2 separate regions of the Homo sapiens genome follow, and region 1 is linked to region 2. Evidence: chromatin loops called from intact Hi-C (ENCODE). Cell type or tissue: B cell. All regions are shown on one strand. Links, peaks and the distances in the headings refer to the core of each region. The heading gives the core; the rest is flanking DNA.

The links. A loop is a pair of places that touch in the nucleus more often than their neighbours do. Peaks named below come from ENCODE experiments on the same cell type or tissue, not always from the same donor. Only the 100,000 strongest peaks of a DNase experiment are listed, where the experiment ranks them.
Region 1: a loop joins it to region 2, with 1.9 times the contacts of the local background. A loop is called at or near these places in 3 of 110 quality-filtered maps.

The regions. Positions count from the first base shown.
Region 1 is chr12:91,942,255-91,953,446 of GRCh38, reverse strand. It overlaps LOC105369901 (a long non-coding RNA gene), which reads left to right. Exons shown (of 6, transcript XR_007063580.1): 4 at 8,145-8,291. Among named protein-coding and RNA genes, the nearest start is that of LINC02404, 73 kb to the right of the region's middle. In B cell, for the core only: no CTCF peak of the experiment used is centred there; a DNase peak (open chromatin) is centred at 5,776.
Region 2 is chr12:91,818,930-91,830,121 of GRCh38, reverse strand. No RefSeq gene overlaps it. Among named protein-coding and RNA genes, the nearest start is that of LINC02404, 51 kb to the left of the region's middle. In B cell, for the core only: no CTCF peak of the experiment used is centred there; no DNase peak of the experiment used is centred there.

The DNA of each region.
Region 1 (11,192 bases), core at 1,955-9,954, 120 kb before region 2:
GATTCATTGGTAAACACAGGTAAAACACCAAGTAAGGGAATGTATTTATCAATTATTCATTGGTAAATACAGGTGGAACACCAAGTAAGATGCTCAACATTTAGTACATGATAGGGATTAATCTTATCATCAAGAAAGCAATGTGGTGGAAATAACCTGGATTAAAAGACTGGACATTTTTTTTTTCTGCTCCTGATTCTGAAGGAATCTTAAGTGACCTGTGCTACCTCTCTGGCCTTCAATTTCCTCCTTTCTAAAATGAGGAAGTTGGAATATCAGCTAGTTAAACATTTTTATAAGTAACCAAACCCTTTGTGCAAATGTAATCTTAGACAAAAGGTCAGTGTTTGAAAGTTGTAAAGGCAGTGCTGGTGGAATCAAGGTAAAGAAGTGGAGCAGGAGCTAAACTTTCCCTCTCCCTATTGCCTGGAGCTGCCTGAGGCACCACACAGGACATCTTGGATTCAGTAGAGGATAGGAATAAATGATTGCCAAGAAGCTTTGGAACAAGTCTCTCTGCTCTTTGATGTTTGCATAGTGTGTTAGCTGGATGATTTTTCATTAAGTCAATTCTTTATTGCATTTCTCTTAGAATGGTCCCAAACAGTAGTCTTACAACAAAAGCAATAGACTTTTAATGATTAAATAAATTTAGTGACCCAATTCATTGCTCTGAACTCATGATATTAAAGATTGAACCAATTTGTCATAACAGATTTGCATATATATACATATATATACATATATATATATATATATATATATATATATATGCTTCTAGTCAGGTCCCATACAACTGTGTTGGGCCTCTCTATTACCTGAGACACAACAATATGGAAATTAGGCCAATTAATAAACCTACAATGTTCTCTAAGTGTTTAAGTGAAAGGAAGGTCCCATACAAACTATCGTAACTGGTAACTTGAGGACAATATGTACATATGTCTTGTCATTTAATTTCCATCAGATAGGTGTCATCAGCTTCATATTAGTCAAAATAGAATTCCCAAAGGTTAATTAATAATTTTGTTGAATATTCTCACTTCTAAATTAGATATAATTAACTGTATACAAGGTTCTGTTCTCATTTTATCTTCAAATAACCCTTTGCAGGAGGTATCATTATTGTCGTTTTATAGATGTGGAAAATGTAACTCATGTTTAAGGAACTTACCTGAAATCACAAAGGGCTATTAAGTGGTAAGGCTAATATTTGATCCCAGGTTCCTTTTTTTTAAAGACAGATTCTCCCTTTTTTTTTTTTTTCTTTTCTTTAAGACAGAGTCTCACTTGGCCACCCAGGCTGGAGAGCAGCGGCACAATCTCAGCTCACTGCAACCTCTGCCTCCAAGGCTCAAGCACTTCTCCCACCCCGGCCTCTCCAGCAACTGGGATTATAGGTGCCTGCTACCACACCTGGGTAATATTTGTATGTTTAGTAGAGACAGGGTTTCACCATGTTGGCCAGGCTGGTCTTGAACTCCCGACATCAAGTGATCCGCCCGCCTCAACCTCCCGAAGTGCCGGAATTACAGACATTACAGGAATTACACTGCACTTAGCCAGAGCCCAGGTTTCTTGATGACATATTCAGTCCTTTTTTTTGCTAAGCTATGAGAGCCAGTGGAAATTTAGACAGAACAATGCACAAGCTTTTCTTTATTGAGGATGTGTTCTTATTGCCTTGCTTGAGAATTTCAAGTAGTTCAGAGAAGCTCTCTGAATCATCTGATGACACACAGTTAATAAGTATTCAGGCTGGCCTGGAGTTTTCAAAAGCAAAATGGGTAAATATTCTTCATGTTTTAAATTATAGTAAAAACATTTGCATTCTGATATTAATATTTATTGATTTTTTTGAGGTTCAGTGAATAGTTCTCATGATAATTCCTAAATCTTCAGAGAAAACCTGCATTCATAAATAACAAATTGTGTCATTATCTACATCTGTTCTCATTTTCTATAGGCTTAAAAATTCTGTATTATGGGAGCCAAAAGAAATGGCTGCCAACCAGTGTCTCTATCGAATTTTAGCTCATTTTTCTCACTTAATTCTTTATTTGAGAATGAAATGCTTATCCAAAATAAATAAGGGACATACTAAATTGCAATGATTAGCATGCAATGAGTGTCAGATTCCATTTTCTTATGGAAATCGAGTAAAATCCAACATTTTAGCAATACTATTGTGATGTCAGCTGCCCAATTAGGCTGTTATAACTGCAGGAGCTACCACTTTATTTTATTTATTTATTTATTTATTTATTTATTTATTTATTTATTTATTTACTTTGAGACACAGAGTCTTGCTCAGTTGCCCAGGCTGGAGTGCAGTGGTGCAATCTTGGCTCACTACAGCCTCCACCTCCAGGGCTCAAGTGATTCTCCTGCCTCAGCCTCCTGAGTAGCTGGGGTTACAGACGTGCGCCATCACGTCCGGCTAATTTTTGTATTTTTAGTAGAGATGGGGTTTCGCCATGTTGGCCAGGCTGGTCTTGAACTCCTGACTTCAGGTAATCTGCCCACCTCGGCCTCCCAAAGTGCTGGGATTACAGGCGTGAGCCCCCGTGCCTGGCCAGTAGTTACTACTTTAATATCACATTATGACATCATTAGCTTGAACCATGCCACAGCAGTATGAAAATTAGCAAGTTTCATGTTTTAAAAGAGACAATATGAACTTTTCCTGCTGCTTAAATTTGTGTGTCGGAGTACGGGTGGTGACAGAGGACATATGGAGCAAAGTTACGTTTTAAATTAATAACAAGTTGCTTTTGAAAAGTGTGTATATTCAGAAATAAAATCTAAGTTGTATTTTAAAAATAAAAAACAAGATGAGTCCTTTTATAATATTATTATTATTATTAATTATTATTGTATACCCTTTGTTAGCTGCCTGAAATTTTTTTCTGGAGCAAAATGAGCCAGAAATAAACAAGCAAGCAAACTGAAAAATGCACTACTACTTTATAACCTCAAAATTATATTTAGCTACTGAAGCCATATTAAAAGAATATTTTGAATGGATGAATAAAAATATGTCATCATCTATTAACTAGTGGCAAAATGTCCTTCTTAAAATTTGGCACACATTCTATTTTTATTATAACTTCAAGTTGTACAGTGCAATTTCTAAAGCACGTTAACATGTATTAGTATTATTTCAACTTCACATAACCTTAGAATATGGTCAGAGCAACTATCCATATATTTGTTTCACAGATGAGGAAATTGCATTTTGACTTTCCCTAGGTCGCACAGATTCATTTTTATTGTTTGCTATCTATATGATCTTGAAAAAAATGACTGCTCTATACCTCAGTTGTGACATCTATAAAATGAGAATAACAAGTAGATATGTCTTGCAAGGTTGTTGCGGGAAATAAATGAGATAAACCATCATAAAATCTTAGTACAGTGCCTGAAACATGGTAAACAACTATAAATGTTAACTGTTGCTATTTTTATTGCTTTTTTAAAAAATTGAGGAAGATAATTACATTATAGAAAAGCACAGAGACTTCTATAATACCATATATTATTGAATACTTCTGTAATATCTGTATAATGTGAAAGGTCAACATGTTTCCTTTAGATTCATTTATTTGCTCATAATTGCTTTTAGTTCCCTTTGCTTATGGGATTCATTTTGTTTCTTGCCAGTGTGTATCCTCTGGTAGTTCTTTCATGAGGGCCTGTGAGTCATAAAGATGCCTATACTTTGGGCATCTTCTACTTTATCTTCTTGACTGTTTAAACATACTCTTTTTAAAATTGCATTTTCTTTGTAGTAATCTGAGTTTCCTTGGATGTAATTTGTTCCCTTTTCTTTTCTGTTTTTTTTTTCTTTTCTTTTCTTTTTTTGAGATGGAGTCTCGCTGTGTCACCCAGGCTGGAGTGCAGTGGCGAGATCTTGGCTCACTGCAAGCTGCGCCTCCCGGGTTCATGCCATTCTCCTGCCTCAGCCTCCTGAGTAGCTGGGACTACAGGCGCCCGCCACCACGCTCGGCTAATTTTTTGTATTTTTAGTAGAGATGGGGTTTCACCATGTTAGCCAGGATGGTCTCAATCTCCTGACCTCGTGATCCACATGCCTTTGCCTCCCAACTTGCTGGGATTACAGGCTTGAGCCACCGCGCACAGCCAATTTGTTCCCTTTCCTTTTCTTCTGATTTTCTCTCATTTGGTTTCCTTTTGGCATCATAGATACTTTTCGTGAGCACATTTTGGAATGGATAATGTTACTATGTGTGTTCTGAGTGGTGTAGACTTTCTGTCTACATCCAAGGAACTTCAGATTAGTATAAAAAGAATGTAATCTTAAAATGAGTGTGTTTAAATATTCAGGGAAATTAAGAAAAAATAGAAAATAATGTACAAACAATAAATTATGTTAAAAAGAAAGGCTAAGCAGATATTAAAGGGCCAAATAGAAATCTTGAGTACCTCTGTGGAGCCCTGGGAAAGGCAAGAGCCTCATTTCAGTGTTTGCTCAAGTTCTGGGCTTGGAATTTTCATACTCTTTGTGTCCATATAGGAATTCAGGTCCCATAATGGGTACAGGTTCAAGGCTGCAGGGTTTAGCAACTGATTCTGTTTTTTATTCATGGCTTCAAATGGGCTTCAGTCTTGTTTACTATGGGAGAAAAAAAGAGGAAGAGATTAGAATACTGCGACCTTGTATTCAGCAACATGTACCCATAACTCAGAACAGGATGTTATCATCTGTCCCCAGGAAGGCCGCATGCAGTTGAAAACCTCAATGTTTCTGCCAGCAGTGCTTGCTTCAAAATATTCCTGGCTGTGTAAGGCTTTATCTCTGTGGGCACAGTACATCCACGGCATTTCCCTCCAAGCTGCCTTTCCTGGTGCTAGAATGGACACTTGCCTTGTGGGAATATTTTTTCCTTGCTTTTAATTTTCTTTCCCTGATGGCCAAGGTAATACATGCTTATGTTAAAAGGAAAAAAAAAAAGGGAAAATATAGAAAAACATAAAGAAGTGGGGAGAAAAGTCACTTATACTCTTATTGCAGTAATATTCTGATATATATTCTACAGGCCTTTTGGCCTCTATTTTTGTCCTTTTCATAATTGAGATAATACTAAAAATACTTTTAAAAAATCTACTTTTGTTGCTTACAACTATAGTAAAATCTTTTAATGAGGTATGATGTTAAGGGTTCTAAAAGGCCTTCTTCACTAAAACCTTTACGCCATTGGCTTGTTAAGAATTTCTGAAATTCCGGTATTAGACGTTCATTTCTTTAGATCTAATGGACAGCTGTCAATTGCTTTACTGGTGAAGTAAACCAGAGTGATCAGCCATTAATACTTTATCAGTCATTGATGGCTTCTGTAGCTTCATAGATCACATGCTTGCTTTCCTTAAATTTCAAGAGTGTGACAGGCCAACCTAGGAGAGTAGAAGGTGACAGGGGTGTATGGCAGAAAAGGGCAGGTCCACGGATGGGGTAGATAGATGTAGACGATGGTCCTATGGAGTATATTAAAACATTTACATGTAACCACTTGCTCTGGGTAGCAGTCCAAAGGCCAGGTCCATGATTTGAGGGTGAAATGGGGTTAAAACCTGGCTCTCTCATTTCCTAGTGGTGTGTCTGAAGTTCACTGCTTGAAGTCTTCGATTCTTAGTGTTTTCATGCGTAATAGGGAGTTACTGAAGCCTACTTCAAGGTCATTGTGAAAAGTAAATGAGGAAATGCAAGTGTTTGATTCACAGTAATTGTACACTAGATGTTTCCTTTTCATCCCTACTTCCTCCCAGCCCCTCAACAGCCCTGTTTTATTACGTAAGTACTTAGAAAAATGGGCTTTCCATAGCTCCGTCAATCAGAATGGCCTTAGCCACAGCAGGACCAAGAATACGGTTACACTAAACTGTGCTGATTCATATCAGGTTTCAGTATGGTTGTTCAGCTATAGTCAGCCTCTTGGTATGGTGTACTGAGTTGGTGCTAGTATAGTGCCTAGCACATCATAGGTGCAAAATAAATGTTTGTTGAATGAAGGTTTACAGATTCAACCTTCATTAACACATAGAAACTTTTATGGGCCATAAACCCCTTAGAACATAGTCTTTGGTTGTTTTTTATAATTATTTACATGTCATGTATTCTTAAAAAGTTTTATTTGTTTATATGAAAACTTCTTGATAATACAGTTATACCCTTGGTTAAATTATTATTAAGTTAGGAATAATTGAATCTGAAATCTGAAACCATAGAAATGTAAGTTCAAAGACCCCCTGAAGCTCTTTTCCTTACTCCCATTTCTTCAAAAATAATGTTTCAGTTTTCAGAATCATAATGTCTACCATTTTAAACTATGTGGTTATACAATTCAACAATGAAGCTTAGTGTTTTATATAAAAAGACTAAAAATCAGGTCTAATATTAAATCAGAAAATAGTCTGTAAAATAGCCCGCACATCTTGACCATTATTTAATAATGGTTTGCTGAGACTTATAAAGGAGCAGAAAAAGAAGTTGGTTTTGCAAAAGGAAATACACACAGAAACTTACTCGCATTCAGACAACCTTAATAATGTTTCATCAGAATCATTGCTCCTGGTACACAGTATAGGTGAAAAGTACTTGGGAAAAAAAGCCAGCATAACTGTAGGAAATTTAGTTAATCTATTAATGCAGCTCTCCCAAGGTTCTCTTCAAGTTTGTAGCATTTGCATCCTGGATACTTGAGTTTTGGATACTTATGTTCAGCACCAAGACATCCTTCCACTTTGAGACTTAGGTATTTAGAGACTTTATGGGTGAGATGACATGATAAAAGTAAAAAGAAAATCAGCAAAAAAGTTTTGAGTACCCACTCTTTGCAGTATAAAAACATAACAGCCCTTGTTCTTCAAGAGTGTAACAACATTTTCATCAGCTGCCATTATTACAAATTGAATTAGTGATGTGCCATTAACTATTTTCATCAAGTCATGACAAATATAGGTTGTTAGCACTGCTTCAGAAAGCTAGCGGGGAGAGGAAAAGCATGGAGCTCTATTCCTTTGCTTCCTCCCCTGAAAATGAAGATAATAAGGCCTCCCTGCAAAATTATGGTCAGGATTAAATGGGATAACACCTGGGAAAATGCTCTGCAAACGCTAAATCTATGAGTTCCAAGATGTGGTTCCTAGGCCAGCAGCATGGGCACCGCCTGGGAACCTGCTGGGAAAGCAAATTCTTGGGCCCCACTCCCAAACCTGATAAATCAGAAACTCTAGGTATGGGGCTCAGCAATCTGTGTTTTAGCTACCACTTCAGGTGATTCCTGTGCTTGCCAAAGATTAAGAACCACTATCCTAAAGTGTTATACAAATGTCAGGCATTGCTATTCTATGATATTCAAGGACCTAAGATACCCATTGGCCCTAAAATATCTCTTCCTCACTGGCCTATCCTCTGCCTTCAATTTGCATAAGTAATGAACAAGAGTGGATCAAAAAATGATATCCCCCTTTTCCTCCTCCAAAAAAACCCTCCAGTATTAATTGCCTGTGAATTACCTGGTTAATCAACATTACGTCAGCTGGGATGAAACTTTTCCCACTACCACCCATTGTCTCTGAAATGAGACTTGAGGACTCTTAGGTGGCCACTCCTTCAAGAAGACCATGGAGGTCTAGGGAACAGCCACCAAAAAGAAAGGTTGCTGCCACGCTTGAAATTTACCTGCTGTTAAAAGCCTCCCTCAAAGCTAAAACATCAGGATGGTTTAGAGTTGACTGGTTTGCGAGTGTGGTAAGATTAAAAGGGACTAGGTCTTCCACTGTTATTGAGACAAAAGGTGAAGCAATACAACAGATTTTCACCTTGCTTTCCTTGGGTTGTCATCTAAAATGTTTGCAGGAGACTCAGGGCAACATTTTGGAAACACTCACTCTGTGTCACACACAGTGCTAAATACTTCAAGTGTGTTATCCCATTTACTTTTATTTACGCACTCAAGAGGTGTGTGCTAACATGGGTCTTGTTCACAGACGAAAAAAAATGGCACAGAAAAATTAACTAATAGACCAAGTCGCACAACTGGTGCTTAGCAGAGCCACAATTTGAAGACAGGTTCTAACTGCAAAGTCCACACAAGTAATTGCTCTATGTTATTGACTTTCAGCATTTATGAATATCATCTGTCTAATCTGGAGAAACACGTCTTATAGTTGGCCACTCTCATGGTTCTTGTTGCCTTCTGTTGTTTGGAGGAATCTAAGGATTTATGGAAGTTATGTTGGTATATCAGAAGCTTGTTGGTATATATTTGGTGAGTATATATTTTGTTCTTTGTTCAGTTCCAACTCTCTATAAATAGCCTCCCCATAACCCCATCCATGATGTACCAGCAAAGTATTCCTGGCAGCTGTTTAATTCCATGGGGCCTTCCCTTTCTGGTCATAGTCTATTGGATCAAGAATAAGTTCCCGACAGAGATTAGGCTGATAAATATAGTTCTTGGAGGAAGATTTGAATCTGGGACTAAATTATAGCATTTGGGTCCCATGTAGACTAAAAGACAGAGGCCAGAGGGATTGAGAAAAAAGTAGATGCTCAAAGGAGAGATATTGTCTCAATTGTATTTCAGTTCTTGGTTTCAGTTCCCTTTTAAAGCCCAGTTTTTTAAGGATACCCTGATATCTCTATGATGAACTCCCCCTTTTTCACTTAAGTTAGGCTCAGAAACAATTGACCACCTAATTGGTTGGTGGAAGACACCTGCTGACAACTCAGCAACTCTCACATAAGATTTTGATACTCATGGACCATTATTTCCTGGCTGCCTGGTGGGGGTCCTTTAGTGTCCTACCAACTCCATCTCCTTATCCTTTCCTCTCTAGTAAACTTGGTTGCTTGGATGCTTGATGATATATTTGCTTATTCTTTCACCCCTCTTGGTTTATCTCTACACACATGTACACACCTCTACTCTCCCTGCTCCCCACATGTTATGTGGATCTTGCCAATGGCCACTTTATAATTTTGTCAAGTTCCAGATCCTGCAAGCTGCTAGTTATCCTCTTCAAACTTCATTACTATGAATTGTAATTCACTGCTTTGAAACAGTGAATTATCTTTTTAGTGACTTATGCAGTTAAACCAAGTTGTAAAATTCAGTGCCAAATCCCTATAGTGCAAACTTTAAACACTGTGATTTTAAATGCTCTCCTGTTTCAATGTGTTCAACATCCCATTAGATACTACCACTAATGTGTTCCATATCTTATCCCATAACCTCTAAAAAATGGGTAAACAATTTCAAAGAAAGACTTATGGAAACTTAAAGTTGGAAGATAACCAACATTTTCCAAATGCAGGAGTCCTTGCTGCAACCCTCCTGCGTTTAAGTTATTGAACCTCTTAAACACTTTCCGCAATGGAGAGTTGCACAGTCCTCTAAATGAGTATTTTATTCTCTTAAAATAAGACCTACCTCTTTGTCATATCCAAATTTTGCTACATAAAGCACCTTAGAGTGAATATTCTCCCAATACCTATGATAGATTGCTTTCTAAATTTTCCTTTCTTAAGGTAAACAATACCAACCTCCTTCAACTGTTTTTCATTGAGTGGTTTTAAAGGATTATGATCATTCGATGTCCTTTTTTCTGAACAATATCTTATTTCACAGAGTCTTTTTTTTAATGTGGCCTTTCAAAACTGAACATATCATTGTCATGTGGTCTGGATGTCTATCTCTATGGAAGTAGATTGGGACCACCATTATTTTCCTAATACCTCTATCAGCTTGTTGTCTCCTAGGATCTTTTTCACATGTTATATTGTCAAGTCAAGAATCCGGAATCTCCTATTAATATGGTTTTAAGCAAGAAAAAATATAGGATTCCCACTGTGACAATAAGATATCATTGAGAAAATTGGTCACCTTTAACTTCCCACACACCTTTAACCAATTACTTAGCCACAGTCATCCTCCATTTTCTCTCCATTTTTTTTTTTAAGTTGAGATGACCCTCTTTTTATCAAAACTCACTTTTCTACCCATGGAATCCATTCTTTTCTTTCTTCTTGGAAGCTTGTCTTATTCTTCTTTTGCTCTTCTCTCTTACTGACTCTGCCCTCTGTGCCTCTAAACTGTCTCAAATCTCTTCCATTACAAATGAAACAGGTTCTCTCTGGTAGCTACTACCTTATCTCTGTCCTTTCATTACCAAGTTCTCGAAGAAATGCATGCTTTCTTCTCTTTTCTGATTTAGTTTTTAAAATATACTTTAATTTGGCTTCCATCTGAACCACTTTACTGGCACTGCACCTACTGAGTCTAACAATTGGTTTGACTGTGAAATTCACAGGTCATTTTAAAATTCTCGTCTTAATGGACCTCTGAGTTACATTTAATACTGTAAATTACATCTTTCTTGAAACTCTATTTCCATGGCTTCCAAGACCCAGAACTCTCAGAGTTTGTCCCATGTCCCTCTAACCACTCTTTCTTTCATTTTTTCCTTTTTCTCCATAAACTTCTTTTCCTTTTCTTTTGGCTTTTAAACCCTGGAGAACCCAAAGTAACATGGGATTATTTGAGGTCCTGCTCCCTAATATGACTATGTATTTTCACGGCTTCTCTAATATCATCTGTCACCATTTTCTGCTCTGCCTTTTAGCACTCAGAGATTTCTGTGTACACTCTACTAGTTTTCACCTGTGTGTCTTTCTCATGTTGTGCCCTTTAGCCAGAATAAAACCCTTTCAGCTCAGATGTCTACTTCACTGGTACATCTTCTTCCCCCCGTCACTCTTCATTAGATGAGTTAAATGCTGCTTGCTTCTCTGTACTGTATAAATGGCCCATCACTGCACTTTTCTTTTTATAGCTCTCTCTCCTCAAGTGGACTGAGTATTATGAGAAACTGGGATAAAATATTTTTCATTTTTTTAATATCTGCATGTCTCAGCAAAGGACCTGAGTAAATGATCAGCCGATCAGCCACTGTATGGAATTTTGCTATTTACATTGCTCTATATTTTTATGAACACCATTTTCGGTTTATCTTTTCTTACAGCTAGTTTTAGTCCAGCATTCCAGGCTGTTCTTCTCTTTTTAATTTTCCACTTGACCATCAGTGCTATTCATCATCTTGCCATTCTTTCCAGTACTGGCAGATTAGATATGTGTGCCCTCTTAGTTTTTATTCAAATCATTTGGAGA
Region 2 (11,192 bases), core at 987-8,986:
GTTGTATTTGGGTGTTGAGCCGAAAAAGGCAGCTGGTGGTCTCTAGTTAAACCTATAGACTTATTAGTTTCCCTTTGGTTCAGGTTGCATACTTACACTTGCTTTCTGCCATACCTTTTGTCCCATGACCCATAATGTCTCTGGCTCAGTCGTTTTAAAGACTAAAAACTGCTCTTGTCCAGGCACGGTGGCTCACACCTGTAATGCCAGAACTTTGGGAGGCCAAAGTGGGCAAATCACTTGACTTGAGGTCAGGAGTTCAAGACCAGCCTGGCCAACATGAGGAAACCCCGTCTCTACTAAAAACCACAAAAATTAGCTAGACATGGTGGCGCACACCTGTAATCCCAGCTACCTGGGTGGCTGAGGCTGGAGAATTGCTTGAACTCGAGAGGGGGAAGTTGCAGTGAGCTGAGACTGTACCACTGCATCCCAGCCTGGGCAGCAGAGTGAGACTGTCTCAAAAATAAATAAATAAATCAATAAATACTGTTCTCTTACCTAGGCCAAAGAGAAGTATTTATCTGGTTATGAGTCTGAGAACCTTAAAATTTTAGCTAACAATCTGGTTTCCAGCCCTACCCTTTATCTTTGACTTCTGCATAAATTTTTTAAAACTTTTGGAGGTTCAATTGATTTTTATCTCATTGGCAAATTTGACTTTCCTACTTAAAATTATTTATTATGCCTCAATACATCTGTAAATTGTGTTGGCATCTTTTGTCACTGTTGTATTCCTCTTATTTTTGTCTGAGTATGTTTACTTTTTAAAAAGCTTACAACTTCATAGGTTTCTAGAAGGTATTCCTAGATAATATTATAATTTTCTTTACTGCTCTTAAACACTGTTCTCTTTCCCTAAGAAATATTTCATTCTCTCTCATTGCTCCCAGTGGCACTCATACTTAGAAAACTTCCAGTCCATCCTGATGTGTATCTAAATGCCAACCAGACATCTTTGCTTGTATGTATCACAGGGACTTCAACTCAACACATCTGAAACCATCCCCATCCACTTCTCTCAAAATTCTCTTCTTTTTGTATGCCATTGACCTTATTAATAGCATCATAGTTCTCTGTTGTTCACACCATAAATCTGGAAGTCATTCTGGCTCCTTTCTCTCATTATAAAACCACATTAAGTTGCTCATCAAGCCCTGTTCACAATATCTCCTAACCATCTTTAAAAATCTGTCATTTCTTTCCCATTTCTGTGGGCATTTTTCTGGCTCAACTTCTCTTTATATCTTGCTCAGATGGCTACAATAGCTTCTTAAAATCCTCCCCTTACTAGGAGGGTTGCCCTTTTCTATTGCATTCTCCTCAATGTCACTACCTGGATCCCTTGAAATTTAAGTCTTACCATGGCAGTTAGCTTAACACCTCTGAATGTCTATCTCATATGTATTGGTAATTACTGTATGTTAAATCCTGTGCTATGCTGAGGGTAGGATATAAACAAATGAGATATTTGGTTCTCTGGTCTCATGAGGCACATAGTATGATGAGAGAAAGACCTATTAAACAACCACAGAAATTAATGTTTAGCAATAAGCTGCAATAAGGAGCACAAAGAAAAAGCAATGAGTGTGTTGAGAGATTATAATTAGGCCCTTACATAGATAGCAAGGGGAGTCAAGACAAAAAACCCTGCAGACATGGTAACATTTAAACTGTGTCCTGAAGCAGGAAGAGAGGTTAATAATGCAAAACATGAGGAGAAGGTTGGAGGGGCAGTATGAAGATAGGAGAGGCAGGTGGAGCTTTTCAGACAGGAGTAGCCTCCACATGAAGATCCTAAAAGTGGTAAAGAACTTGGTGTGTTTAAGGAGCAGAGAAAAAAACCTGTGCAACTGTTGTATAGCAAGTGACGGGAAAAAATGGAATGCAATGAGACTGGAGAGGGAGATGTAGTCTAGATGATACAGGGTAATAGGCCATATAAAAGATGTTGGATTTCATCTCCAGTGCCATGGGAAGCTGTCTTAGAATTTTAAGTAGGAATGTGACAGAATCCAATTGTAGCTTATGGGAATCATTCTGGCTGCATTTTAAAATAGTAGATCTGGATAGGAAGTGGGGGAATTTTATGGCTCAGTATTCCAGCCAAGACAAGATGTTAGCTTAGACTGTAAGGTGACTGTGGTATCACAGGGAAGTGGATATATTTAAGACACATTTAGGTATTAAAATAGACATCAACTGGTAAATAAAGTGGCGTTGGGGCTTTTAAAATATCCTGGCTTTTGCATCATGAAGCAAAGTGGGTAAAGAAGCATGCTGAAAAGATGAGCAAGAAGAGTTAGGTTTGAGATTGCAGTTATATATATAAGTCTGAATTTACAATAAAGAATGAGAAGAAAGAGTGTCCAGGGTGGAGCTATCGGGAATTCTAACAAATAGAGGTTAAGTAGGGAAGGATGAACCAAAAGAGCTTCTTGACAAGGAGAGACTAAAGAAGTAAGAGGAAAACTAGCAAAAGGTGGAATCATATATGCCAAAAATAAAGAGTTTCTTTCAAAGAGAGAATCATGGTAAGTTATGTTGAATACTTCTGAGATGTCCAAACTGTCTAAGAAGTATCTGCTATGCTTAGTCATAGATTGGTCATTGTGAGCTTAGCAAGAGAAGTTGTAGTAGCAAAATAAGAGAAGTCAGAATGGAAGTAGTAAGAGAGTTAATAGGAGACAGGAAGTAGGCATCTTTTCCAGGCATTTGGCTGGGAAAGATAGGCAAGAGAAAGGATGGTAACTGAAGAGAGTTATCAGGTCATGGAACTTTTGTTTGTTTTTAAAGGTTACTAGGGTTGCTAGGCCTTTGAATGCCGATAAGAAAGATCTAATAGAAAAATGAGAGATAATTTGAAGAACCATGCATAAGAAGTTATTACCAAAGAAAAGAGGTCTCTGAAGGAGGGAGAAGGAATGGCATGCACACACAGGCAGAGGGATGAGTCTTAGGAAAGGGACACTGATTCTATAGCTACATGAGGGGAAATAGAAAAGGATGGATCCAGGTAAGATAGGTTGTAAATCCAGTTGAAGGGAAATGAAAGAGTCTCTATTTGATGGTGGCAACCTGTAGAGAGTGGAGATAGAAACTATGTGGAAAGAAGCGGCCACGTTGCATCATGAGTTTTTAATTATGTCAATTATCTAGTTATATAATTTCCCCTCGAATCCAAACTTCTTAGCATAATGATTCTCAAATGGTGATTTTCTTTAGAAGCATGGGAAAGCTTTTCTCTGAACTGAATCTCAGAACTAATGATTTAAAACCTCTGAGTATGACATATACCATATGTCTTTTTACAACTTCCATAGTTTTTCTTTGCCTTTAATGAATAGAACACACTGTCATAACATACAAGGCTCTTCACGGTTAGACTTTCTACCTGTCCATCTTCACCTCTCACTATGCCTTGCTTTGAAACCTGTATACCAACAATAACAAACCACGTGTTATTAGCCACTCTCCTCCCCACCCAATGCACCAAATTAATCATCATTTTCCCACTACTGACTTTGAATGGAGAACCAAACAAGTAGCACATCTAAATTACTTATAGAGAATACTTAATTCCACATCACCATTTGCAGAACACAGAGAAATTCTCATGTTCTTTTTTATATCTCTCCCTAGCAAAGTGTCTGGCCTGCATTGTTTATATGCCTTTGGTAAAAGGAGTTCAGATCATAATAATTGGGGTTGAAGAACACTGAATAGATTGACAGCTCTGGGTGGAAGCACAAAACAGAATTAACGAGTTGTTGAATCCAGTCTAGAGTCAGTGTACTAGTCTAACTAAGGCAGGGAGAAGAAAATCAAGCCAAATTCAACCCAAGAGGGCCTGACCTCTATGAAGTTACACAGCACCAAGAGGTGTGATGTTTCATAGATACAAAGAGGGCAGATGTTTTCAGAATGGAGAGAGAATAATCAGATGGGCAACTGCTGCAGTCATGTCAGATAAGAACTGAGATTTATCCATTGTCTTTGGAAATACAAAAGTCCTTAGTGACCTTTGCAAGAACAGTTGCAGTGGAACTAGAGAACAAAAGGCAGATCACAGCACGGTGAGGAGTAAATTGCTTATTATGAAGTACAGATAGCACGTAGCAGGAAATTTTTTAAGAAGCTCGACAGTAAAAAAGTAGAGGTAGAGGGGAATATGGTGTCCTTGAAAGGCATTTCTTTATTGAACTATGCATATATACTCAAACATGTACATAAATTTTAAGAAAAGATCCAGAAGAGAGAAAGAAAAGAAAAGAAGAGTGTGTGTGAGAGACAGAATCCTAAGGAGAGAGAGAGGAAGCAAAAGAAAAAAAGAAGAAGAGGACTGGGGGAGAAAAGACAGAGTACCTGACGAAATAAAGTCTCAAAAGAGAAATTGGAATTCACAGGTGAAAGAACTTGGAGTAGAAAGAGAAAATCCCCTTTCACAAAGACAGGAGGAGATTCTGGGAGAATGTGGTGATTAAAATGTACTCAAAGCACTAGGAGATAAAGGTGGAAGGAACTTTTGTTCTATGGTCTCATTTTAATCAAATAGAATATAACATCCATAACTAAGGGTGAGGGAGGAGGAGTCAAGAGAAATGTAGCCTGGCAACAACTGAGATTGGAGACCATGAATCTGAAATGTCCCTGGTTATGTGATTTTATGCTAACAGCTCTCAGCATCAAGAATTCTGCCTGTATATTGTGGATATTTATGTGCAGTATTGTTCTTTTAATTTCAGTGATATACAGCAATATCTCTTATTGGATGGGGTCCTTTTTAAAGCCATAATAAATGCCAATTTTGATTCCTCCAAGGACACTACTAGAAGGATTTAACATGAGCTCCACATATGAAATGATCATGAAATATGTCATCTAAGAAATCTTGCAAATTGCACTGCATAAACAGATGGCACAGCTTTGCAATATAAGCAGCAATGCCCTCACCAGCTGTTGATTTTCTTTGCAAAATTTAAATCACTGCACAATGGCTGCTGGTGCTGATGAGAAGTGTATCTAAAATAATCCCACAAGTTCCACAAATGATTAAATGTCCTAGGTTTAGAAGAGATTGGGGTAAAAAGATACTTTATTATTGTACATGTTTGAGCTGCAGAGATTTTCAGAAAATATCAAACTTATGTTTGGATATACTTCAAAGTAGGGAGGAAAAAGCTCATTCCTTTATATGTAGGAAGCCATCTGACTGTATAAATGCCTCCATTCTGCCCTAACCCTCTGCCTTCACTCTGGCATCTGTGATATTTTACTATCCCTGAACGCCTTTGCTCTGTTTTCTTCTTTGATTTTTCTGTCTTCTATTATCCTTGACATTTAGGGAATTTTCAAGCATCCTGGGTCTTCTCTTTGTATGTGCTGTTAATTGCCTAATCCCTCTCTTGCCTCCCCTTAAACTATAGCCTGCATGCTGTCATCCAAGGAGAGAGTCCATAAAAAGCTGAGAATGTAGATCTGAAGTTTAGGAGAAAGGAGGAGGCTGTAAACACACAGAGTTAAGGAGGTTAATGTATATGTAGAAGAAGTCATACCCTTCTTTCTCTTCTCCATTTGACAAATCCCTACACATCTGTGCAGACTCAGCTATAATACTAACAAGATAATAATAATAAATAATTCATGAATTTTTCTATGTGTCAAACACTAAGCATTTTAAATGTATCAGCACACTTTATCTAACCCCAAATTCAGTGCTATCATCGTGGTTACCTGTATGACTATATTTACCTTCCCTAGTAGACATTAAACTTTTTTAAGGAGAGAGAAATTATATCACTTATATTTTTGTCCCCTATGGGACTTCTTGTATTTTCTGTATTGAATATGTAAAAAGCATGTTTGTTGAATGACAAGATAAGAAAAAAGAAAAGGAATGCACAAAATTGTTTTAAAAGTTAAAATGATTAACTATATACTTAAAATCATGCTTTTTCATATAAATTGTGAGTTCTTTGAGAATAAGATGTGTTTGTCTGTTTCCCTCAAAATACCAGGTACATTGTAGATACTCAATACACATTTGTTGGTTGATTGGTTAAAACCTGCCAGAGTGCTATTTTACCCTAGAAAGTGGAAAGCTAAGGGATATATAATCTAACTCAAAGTCAGAATTCACTGAGTACCTGCTGCATCCCTTCCCACAGACCATTTGTCAGGCATGTTGTTTGATTCTTTGGATGTGATTTTACTGAAAGTGGTTTGGATAGTGACCACTGGGCACCACCCCATTGCTGAATCTCCACTAGTCACTGTGACTAGCAACTTACATTCCATTCTGTTTCTCTTCATTCCTGTTCAAATCATCTACCACTGTGGCACTATTGTGGATATCTTTTGCATCTATTGAAGAAAGCTTACAGTTTACATTAAAGATGACTTAAAGCAAGTTGCACATTAATAGTGGACACTTTAAATAAAAGTGTATACTATAACTATTTTGTGAGAATTAATTTACAAAACAGTTAATTTCTATCTATGGATGACAATGTGTACTTACACTAGAAATAATCACAAAAGCCTACACTGGTGAAAATGAAGAAACAAGATATTCAACTAAATAACACAGGTCGACTTATTTTTGTGCAGCTATTAGAAATCATAAAATGAAAGGTGTAATAAATCAAAAGATTATTTATTGTTCAAACTGACTTTAAGTTCATCTGTGAGGAGATGGTATTTGCAACTGGAATATGAACTATGTTTTCTTCTGAAAAGCAACCATACAATTCGGTGCTGATTGGTACATAGCGAATGACATTTGAGTTCCAAAAACAAATCTATCTCTAATTTTTTGCCAAAAATAAGAACAAATTCTAATTATGAAAAGAAAGTCTCTTTGTTTTGAGAGGCTAGTAACTGAGTTTTCACTACATAATTTCTACCTTTTCTCCCAGTGGGGCTATATCATCATGCAAGATATGAATGCATCATCATCATTTTACCTGGAGAAGTGCCATGGGTTTTCTAGAAAATTTGCATCTCTAGAATTTAGACTGGAGACACCTTGTATGTCATAATTCTGTGATCCTGGCTTTTAAATTTGTATTCTTATGATTTTGGCTTTCTGGGATAACTTTCTGTTCTCCCTTTTCTAATACCTAGCAAAGATTGGATATTTTGTTAGTATTTGGATACCCAAAGGAAGACCTGGTTGTCTTCCTTGTCAGACCATCCCTCACAATCCCTTCAGACAGACTGAAGAAAAATTGGTATTTTCAAATGGAGTCTATGAGATGAATTGCAGATGGTGCCTGTTACCCCTACGTATGACAATCTCAGTAGAACAGTGATTTATAGCTTCCCAAGGAGTTTGTATACAACTTGCATTTTTTAAAAAATAAAATGAAATGAATCCCTATATAACAGAAAAAAAAAAGAAAATTATCTTTCTTACAGTCTTTAACTTTGATCTGTGTATTTTAGTCCCCAAAGAAACATCGAGGCATTTTAAAGCATAAAATAATCTATACCTACCCAAAGAACAGATCCTAGGTCTAATACAATTCAAGTCCAAATGAAGAGTTTCATTTTCCCAGGAGGTTAAACCTCCAACAAGTTGAAATTAATATATGTATATAAATTAAAGAATCTGCAACATTCAGAAAACATCCCTTGCCTTTGAGATTCACCAACTTTTGCTCTGAAATTTCTGGAGTTATTAGGTGGTAAAACTGTAGGTCCACAGCTAAGGCAAAAACAGATTAGCCATATAGGTCAAACAATATGAATAGAATATCTATAAATGTATTATTTATGAAAAAGCTAGCATTCTGAAACTAAATTAATTTAGAGAGTGTTTGTCTAGAAACACTTTCCTATCCAGAATCAATTACCATTAGACTGCTTAGTACAATTGTCTAACAAACCTACCGGAAAGCCATTAGACAACAAGTATATGAAGATAGTTAACTTAATTAGTAATCAGGTCACTATAAATCATGACAACAAGAAAATGCCATTTTACATCCATTCAATCAAAATAATTAAAAGTTTGATAACAATTGCTGGAGCAATGCTAATCAATAAATCTTTTACATCGTTGTGGGGATAAAATGGTACAATTGCTTTGAAAAGCAATCTAGCATTATCTTGTAAAAGTGAATATTCATATGTCCTGCGACCTATTGGTTCCTCTCCTAGATATAAATTCATGTGACATGTTTGTTTATGTGCACTGAGAGACATATATAAGGATGTTTAGAGCAGCACTGTTTATAATTGCAAAAAGAAACAAAAGTTTAAAAATCTGTATTAAATGCAAATAACCACAAAGAGGGCCAGGCACGGTTGCTCATGCCTGTAATCCCACCCCTTTGAGAGGGTGAGGTGGGCAGATCACTTGAGGCCAGGAGTTTGAGACCAGTCTAGCCAACATGACAAAACCCAATGCTATGAAATTTGTTGTATTTTTCTACTTAAAAATATAAAAAAATTAGCCAGGCATAGTGGCACACACCTGTAATCCCAGCTACTTGGGAGGCTGAAGCATGAAAGTCATTTGAACCTGAAAGGCAGAGGTTGCCATAAGCCGAGATCTTGCCACTGCACTCCAGCCTGTCCAGAGTGAGACTCTGTCTGGAAAAAAACAAAACAAACAACAACAACAAAACACACAAGAGGAGAATGGATAAAGTGGATTAAAAAGATCATAAATGTGCCATTACACAGTAGTGAAAACGAATAAATCACAACTTGTATAACATGGATGAATCACAGCTACTACTGAGTGACAAAAAAAAAAAAAAATCCCAGAATCTGTATATAACATAATAGCCTTTTTTTAGAAAAATGAAAATAAAAGCTCAGTATAAAAAATATTACTAAATATATGCTATGTGTAATACAACTATTATCAAAAAACAAGGTGTCGCTTGGACGGTGGCTCACACCTGTAATCCCAGCACTTTGGGAGGCTGAGGTGGACGGATCTTCTGAGGTGAGGAGTTCGAGACCAGTCTGGCAAACATGGTGAAACCCTGTCTCCATTAAAAATACAAAATTTAGCTGGGTGTGGTGGTGTGCACCTGTGGTCCCAGCTACTTGGGAGGCTGAGGCAGGAGAATTGCTTGAACCTAGGAGATGGAGGTTGCAGTGAGCCGAGATCGTGCCACTCCACTCCAGCTTGGGTGACAGAGCAGAGACTCTGTCTCAAAAAAAAAAAAAAAAAAAAAAAAAGCAAGGTGTCCTCATCAGCTTGTACTATTGTAACAAAAATACCATGGACCAAGTGGCTTACAAACAATAGACATTTATTTCTCACAGTTCTGGAGGCTGAAAGTCCAAGATCAGATTGCCAGCATGGTCCGGTTCTGGTGAAGGCCCTCTTCCAGATCACAGGCAGCCAACTTTGAATTGTATCCTTACACAGTGTAGAGCAGAGCGGGGAAGCAAGCTCTCTTGTGACTCTTAGAAGGGCACTAATCCCTTCTAAGAGGCTCCACCCTCATGACCTCATTTAATCCTAATTATTAGTACCTTCTAAAGGCTTCCCACTACATATCGTCACATCAGGGGATAGGGTTTCATCATATGAACCTTGGGGAGACACAAACATTCAGTCCATAACACACAAAAAATAAAAATACAAAAGGCAGAATGATGGATAGCTTGTATTGGAAACTTCCGCCCAAAAACAGGATGGGAAGGAACCCAGATACCTGCAACCAGTTGCCAGTATTCTAGCTCTTGGCCTGGGTATAGTGTTCACAGATGTTTATTATTTGTTGAAATAAATGAATGAATAACTAAATAAGAGAGCTGAAGGAATTAAAGGCACAATGAACCTGACTGTATATACTTGTGATACATAAAAATAAGACTTTGAATGGATGTCTGCGTTTGAAATATTTACAATCTGATTGATAAATACGCATAAACAATTACAGAATGTGTACCACAGAGCTAGGCACCCAACTCTTCAAAATCTAAATTTTATTAGGCTTTTGTTCTGGGTGAGAGGATGGGCAGAAATGTTTCCTCTGAAAAATGCCATTTCGGTAACATAATACGTGGGTCATTAGGTCAGGAGAGATTAATTCTGCCATGTGGTACTGTTAAGTCTATCTTTTAATGATAATTTTGTTGTTTTTAGCTTCTTGGCAGCTGCTCTACAATTCTTCCCCTATATGATTTTTTTTTTTCTTTTAGACTGTTAACAGAGTTACTGCATTTTGTGTGAAGGTGACATTATAATTACTACATATTAAACAAGCAGGATCCATAGGTATCTAGACTAAATGAAATGGAAAAACGGGTCTGTCATTTATTTTATGTAATTTATATGATCTTGATCTGGGCAATTTAAACTTCTAAACTCTAAGCTTAGAGTCATATTTCCATAAGCAATTGCGTCCTTTATGAATATAATTCAGGCCTTCTAGTCTTTCATGTTGACTGATGGGAAAGTGCAGAGCAATCAAAATTCATGGCTGGGACAGATCTGAATTGAGGCATCACAAGAATTAGGGTTTGGGGTGTGTGTGTGTGTGTGTGTGTGTGTGTGTGTGTGTGCCTAGATCATTGTTTTGGGGAGAGACTTTCTACAAATATAGGTCAGAATAGAAATATCCTTGCGTATTTTGCCCAAGTGGCTGAAAGAACAGCACGCCAGCACTCCCTTCACCCTTTTCAGGACCTTATTCCAAATTGCAGGGTTTAAAAAAAGTCTTTGTATTTGTTTTTTATTAGTCTCTTATATAAAAATATTAAAACTACAAGGCAGGGGTTATTGCTTACCAATGCACTGCAGTGCCAGCTCCAGGGCCAGGCAGTAAATATTTGTTGAATGAAAGACTAGGCCCCCATTAGGCAATGAGGCTGCTTTGGCAATCAGTCTCCTTAAATGACATTATTTACTGCTGAAAATGTGTTTTCCACATTGGCTTAGATCTTTAATTTACACAGGCCCATTGCCACACTTCAGTGACACAGATCACTTTCTGAACACTCCCATAGCTTTTCTGACCTCCTTCTCACATTGAGACATGTTGAAAAAACAAAACACATTGCATTCATTTTTATTCAACAGCACAGGCTTGCCCTACCCCTACCTCTAAATTGCAATTCTTTGATTTTTCACTATAGAGCTAACATGCCCCAGCCTGTTGATTCCATAAACTTTCCTTAGCTTTAGGTTATACACAGGGTTACATCTCAAGTGGAGTCTTGTC